2 separate regions of the Homo sapiens genome follow, and region 1 is linked to region 2. Evidence: read pairs that join two places in POLR2A ChIA-PET (ENCODE). Cell type or tissue: OCI-LY7. All regions are shown on one strand. Links, peaks and the distances in the headings refer to the core of each region. The heading gives the core; the rest is flanking DNA.

The links. ChIA-PET counts read pairs that join two places held together with the same protein. Peaks named below come from ENCODE experiments on the same cell type or tissue, not always from the same donor. Only the 100,000 strongest peaks of a DNase experiment are listed, where the experiment ranks them.
Region 1: POLR2A ChIA-PET joins it to region 2 with 5 read pairs; 1 of 35 experiments calls an interaction of 5 or more read pairs at or near these places.

Annotation. Positions count from the first base shown.
Region 1 is chr16:81,835,555-81,838,466 of GRCh38, reverse strand. All of the region lies in intron 2 of PLCG2 (phospholipase C gamma 2), which reads right to left. Among named protein-coding and RNA genes, the nearest start is that of PLCG2, 58 kb to the right of the region's middle. RefSeq lists an enhancer at 1,295-1,484. In OCI-LY7, for the core only: no CTCF peak of the experiment used is centred there; DNase peaks (open chromatin) are centred at 876 and 1,596; H3K4me3 peaks cover 2,500 bases; H3K27ac peaks cover 2,500 bases.
Region 2 is chr16:81,091,541-81,094,452 of GRCh38, reverse strand. All of the region lies in intron 1 of GCSH (glycine cleavage system protein H), which reads left to right. Among named protein-coding and RNA genes, the nearest start is that of GCSH, 3.4 kb to the left of the region's middle. In OCI-LY7, for the core only: no CTCF peak of the experiment used is centred there; no DNase peak of the experiment used is centred there.

The sequences.
Region 1 (2,912 bases), core at 197-2,696, 740 kb before region 2:
CATGTCCCTGCAAAGGACATGAACTCATTCTTTTTTATGTCTGCAAGTTATATTTTAATAAAGACATTTCATATCTTTCAGGCTGGCAACGGCGGCTCATGCCTGTAATCCCAGCACTTTGGGAGGCCAAGGCAGGCAGATCACATGAGGCCAGGAGCTCAAAACCTGCCTGGGAAACATGGTGAAACCCCATCTCTACTAAAAATATAAACATTAGCCAGGCATGGTGGCAGGTGCCTACAGTCCCAGGTGCTTGGGAAGCTGGGAGGTTGAGGCAAGAGAATCACTTGAACCCAGGAGGCAGAGGTTGCAGTGAGCCAAGATCAAGCCAGTGCACTCTAGCCTGGGCAACAGAGCCAGACTCCGCCTCAAAAAAAAAAGAAAATTAGTATCTTTCAAAGACAGACATGTTAAAATTTTGGAAATGGAATTGGTGTAAGAAATCATTACATTGCTTTAGTCTCTTGACTATGATGGCAGATATAGGATGCTATGCATGTGACCAAATTGTACATAACTAAATACACACAAGTACAAGGAAAATGGGGGAAAATCTGAATAAGACTGGTAGTGGGTTCTATGAATGTTGTGAATGTTAATATCCTGGCTGTGATACTGCACTACAGGTTTGCAAGATATTACCATTGGGGATAATTGGGTAACGTTCACATGAGATCTCTCTGTATCATTTCTTACATCTTTATGTGATTCTTCAATTATCTCAACAAAAATTCCAATGGAAAAAAATGCACAGCATCAAGGAGAAAAAAAAAAAAAAAAAACACATGTTGGTACCAAACAGATGTTCTTGTCATAATCAGGAAGACGGAAAGGGAACTGAGAAGGAAACCACACTCCCAACCTTGGTTCAGGCTCCCTAGGCACTGCCTGTTGTTAACGCTTTGCCATGGCACCCACGACACGGGGGTCCCTGCGGAGAGCATCCCTTACTCCTCCCAGGGGATTCTACCAGCCACCTCTGGGCTCCGCCTTCTGCCAGGACCCGTCCTATTTCCCGCCCAGCTAGAAATAGATGTTCATGCAGCCTCCTGATAAGCTGGGCACTGAAACCCAGAGGAAGTGGCCTGCAGGGTGCCCACTCGTTTGGAAAAGGCAAAGGTCACACAGCTATAGAAGCCAGCTGGGACCACAATTCCTAGGAATGTCAGCAAGGAGTTGAGGTAGTCTGAGAACTGGCAGAAGAGTAAATGCAGACTTCCCTTTCAACAACAGCCTTTCATTTGATCACACACTTTTCTGACTTCCATCTGAAGCAGCACTGCATGTATATGTATTCTCGTTCTTTGAGTTTGCTAGTTTGTCTTTTTTTGTTTTTGTTTGCTTTTTACAGCAAGAGAAAGGTTCTCAAAATACAGACAACTACCTTAACTTGGATGGCCTGGAATAAATTCTAGAGTTGTAACTGATGTTGAGTCTTCCCATGGAGAACGCTGGTCCTCAACTTCCTACTAAGGACCTTTCGGCTTCAGAGAAAACCAAACAGGAGGAAAGGGAAGGGAAACCACATGCACAGAAACACTGAGTACATGCCCGTGTGCACAGCAGGGGTCCTGACACCTGTGCACTCATGTAAGGCTGAGATGACTGTCTTCCTTCCACAGGTGGGGAGGCTGAAGCAGAGAGAGTCACTGACTCATTCAAGGTCACAATGGTTGAGCCAGAACTTGAACCTGAATGGCCAGGCTCCAAAGTTTGCACTCGTTTTTGAGACATAGTGTTGCTCTGTTGCTGAGGTTGGAGTGCAGTGGCACAATCTCAGCTCACTGCACCTCAGCCTCCTGAGTTCAAGCGATTCTCCTGCCTCAGTCTCCTAAGGAGCTGGGACCAAAGGAGTGTGCCATCATGCCCGGCTAACTTTTGTATTTTTGTTGGAGATGGCGTTTCACCATGTTAACCAGGCTGGTCTCAAACTCCTCACCTCAGGTGATCCACCCACCTCACCCTCCCAAAGTGCTGGAATTACAGGCATGAGTCACCTTGCCCGGCCCAAAGCTTGCACTCTTAACCACTACCAAGGGAAGGATGAAACGAGAAGCCAAGATCCAAAGTGCTCTCCCCTGCAGACAGCAAAAACCTCTTGGCTCCACCAGTGGGAATACGAGTCCATGGCTGACACGTGGGCCAATACAGGGCACCAGGAGATCCACGATCCAGTCCCACTGCCACTACCTTACTGTGTGACCTTGGGAGAGTCATTTTACCTCCCTGGGCCTCAGTTTCCCCCTCTGAGAAATGCAGGGATTGGGTCAGCTGTGTCATTTGGATAGTCTCTAGGGTATGAAAACACTAGTTGACACCAATTCAGGATGAAAATGACTCTGGTCTTGTCCTTGGTGGCCCTGGAAAGAAAGTATAAACGGGTAATGTTGGGGGTTGAACTGCATCCCCCAAAAACATACATAGAAGTCCAGTCCCTGGTATGTGTGAATGTGGCCTTCTTTGGAAATAGGGTCTTTGCAGATGTAGTCAAGATGAGCTCATGCTGGATTAGGGTGGGTCCTAACCCAAGACTACTGTCCTTGTAAGAGGGAAATTTGGACAGAGACACACTCAGAGGGAGAGATGGGAGTGCCAATATCCACCAGCCAAGGGACACCCAGGGTCACCAGCAGCTACCAGAGGCCAGGAAGAGGAGAGGAAGGATCCTCCCCTAGAGCCTCCAGCGGGAGCACTGCCCTACCAACACCTTGATTTCAGACTTCTAAGCTCCACACTGCAAGGGAATAAGTACATTTCTGTTTTAAGTCCCTCATTTTGTGGCACTTGTGTTATGGCAACCACAGGACACTAATATAGGTAATAACATGGTTTTCCTATTATCTTCAATTATTATCATTATTATTATGATTATTATTATTATTATATTTGAGACCGAGTCTTGCTCTGTCGCC
Region 2 (2,912 bases), core at 127-2,626:
GCTCACTGCAACCTTCGCTTCCCGGGTTCAAACACTTCTCCTGCCTCAGCCTGTGGAGTAGCTGGACGACAAGAGCACACCTCCATCTCAAAAAAAAAAGAGAAGAAAAATTGACTAATACTAATATAAAATATTTTATCTGACTAGTGACATTGAAAAAGGAAAATGCAAAATTTTCATAAATTGCTCACAACTCCTAATTTTCCGAGGCCAAAAACCACCTTTTTCAAGGCCCAGTTAGAAAGTAATTATTGTCCAGGCACGGTGGCTCATGCCTTTAATCCCAGCACTTTGGGAGGCTGAGGCGGGCGGATCACCTGAGGTCAGGAGTTCAAGACCAGCCTGGCCAACATGGTGAAACCCTGTCTCTACCAAAAATACAAAAAATTAGTCGGGCGTGGTGGCACGTGCTTGTAATCCCAGCTCCTTGGGAGGATGAGGCCGAATCACTTGAACCCGGGAGGCAGAGGTTGCAGCGAGCCTAGATTGCACCACTACACTCCAGCTTGGGCGACAGAGTGAGACTCTGTCTCAAAAAAAGAAAGTAATTATTTACCTAATCTATCCACTTCTTCCTGTCGGGCCAAGGGTTAAAGGAGAATTGTACTAATCATTGCCTTTAGCCTAAACAGCATGCTTAGTAAAATAAAGACTTAGGTCTTTGAATCACTGCAACCTCTGCCTCCCAGGTTCAAGTGATTCTCCTGCCTCAGCCTCCAGGGTAGCTGGGATTATAGGTGCCCGCCACCATACCCGGCCAATTTTTTGTATTTTAGTAGAGACGGGGTTTCACCATGTTGGCCAGGGTGGTCTTGAACTCCTGATCTCAGGTGATCTGCCTGCCTCGGCCTCCCAAAGTGCTGGGATTACAGGCGAGAGCCACTGCTGTTGGCCAGGACTGAGGGGTAACATTACCTGTAATGTTGCCGTCTCCCTCTAAACTTGGGGCCAACAATTTTCTTTACACCCAAATGTTTGAGACACTAACTGCTCCTTGTTAAGGAGAATTGTACTAATTACAATTAGTAATTGCTCGGTTGCTAAAATGAGGGTCACAGCAGCCTTACTCCTAAAATTATCTTCACAGGTAGGCAAGATGGCAAGGTCAAAGAAGGTAGTCTCAGGTGGTGTTTATAGTTGTCCAGTGCTTACTTTGAAAAGGTGTTTTAGCTTCAAACTGCTCATAATTGGCATATAACCGGCGATTTGTAGCAGAGTGAGAGAATTAAGTGTTAAAGACAAATAACTATATACTATCTATTTTCCTCAGAATCCTCTTAATAAACTTTAAAAAATCACGTCATTCTGCAACTTTTTTTTTTTTTTTTTGGAGATGAAGTTTCGCTAGTCGCCCAGGCAATGGTGCAATCTCGGCTCACTGGAATCTCCGCCTCCCAGGTTCAAGTGATTCTCCTGCCTCAGCCTCCCAAGTAGCTAGGATTATAGGCGTGTACCACTACACCTGGCTAATTTTTGTATTTTTAGTAGGGACTTGGTTTCACCATGCTGGCCAGGCTGGTCTTGACCTCCTTACGTCAGGTGATCCGCCTGCCTTGGCCTCCCAAAGTGCTGGGATTGCAGGCATGAGCCACTGTGCCCGGCCTGCAACATGATAATTTAAGGGGAAAAATATATATATTTTTCTCCCAAAGTGTTGAGATTACAGGCATGAGCCACCACGCCCAGGGATTTTTTTTGTTTGTTTTTTTTGAGACTGAGTCTTGCTCTGTTGCTTAGGCTGGAGTGCAGTGGCGTGATCTCAGCTCACTGCAACCTCTGCCTCCTGGGTTCAAGCAATTCTCATGCCTCAGCTTCCCAAGTCGCTGGCATTACAGGAGTGTGCCACCACACCTGGCTAATTTTTGTATTTTTTTAGTAGAGATGTGGTTTCACTATGCTGGCCAGGCTGGTCTCAAACCCCGGACCTCAGGTGATCCACCCGCCTCGGCCTCCCAAAGTGCTGGGATTACACGCATGAGTCACTGTGCCTGGCCTGCGACATGATAATTTAAGGAAAAAAAAAATTATTTCATTCCTTCAGCTTTTGAGTGCTTGCTATGTGGCAAGCACTGTATTTAAAATTGGGAAAACAAATGAAAATAAGATAAACCTTGCTGTTTCTTGGTGGGTACACAGCCTACTTCCTGGGGAGACTGACAGATGATCTCTAGTATGTTCAGCACCGTGTGTGTGCTGGGGGATAGTGGTACAGGGTGCCGTAAGAGCATGTTGGCTGGCCTAAGAACCTAGACTTGGTTAGACAAGCCTTTGGGCAGGAACGGACTTCTGAATCTAGACCGGAAGTAGTTAGTAAAGATGGTAGGGAGAGTCTTTCAGTCAAAACACAGTGTACACATCTTAAACTTTCTTACCTGAACGTCAGAGTGACCTGAAACATTCAGTTCTTTGAAGTGGAATGAAGCAAAATAAATTTCTTAGTGACACATTTTTTGACTTCTTCCACTGAAGGGGTATGAACTTTAGAAAGTTTCATAATTAAGGGGAAAAGAAAGCAATATTGAATTATATACTTGGCTAGGCACGGTGGCTCACACACTATTATCCCAGCACTGTGAGAGGTTGAGGTGGGAGGATCATGAGCTCAGGAATTTGAGACCAGTCTGGACAACATAGACCCCCCCATCTCTACAAAAATAAAAAATAAAAATAATAATTATACACTCTACTTACGTTGTGCTGCGTATCAGAGCTGTAACCAAAGCAATTGAATGCTGTTTTAAGTACTACTATCCTTTGGGTAAGGGGTAAAATGAGCCAGTGAGGCCTCTTTAAAACAGTATTTGAGTTAACCATTTTTCTATGAACTTACGTTGCATTGTTTTTAGAAAAATACTTGGTGTCAGAATATGAACTGTATTTAATATAGCATATGCTTTTTAAAAAATATTATT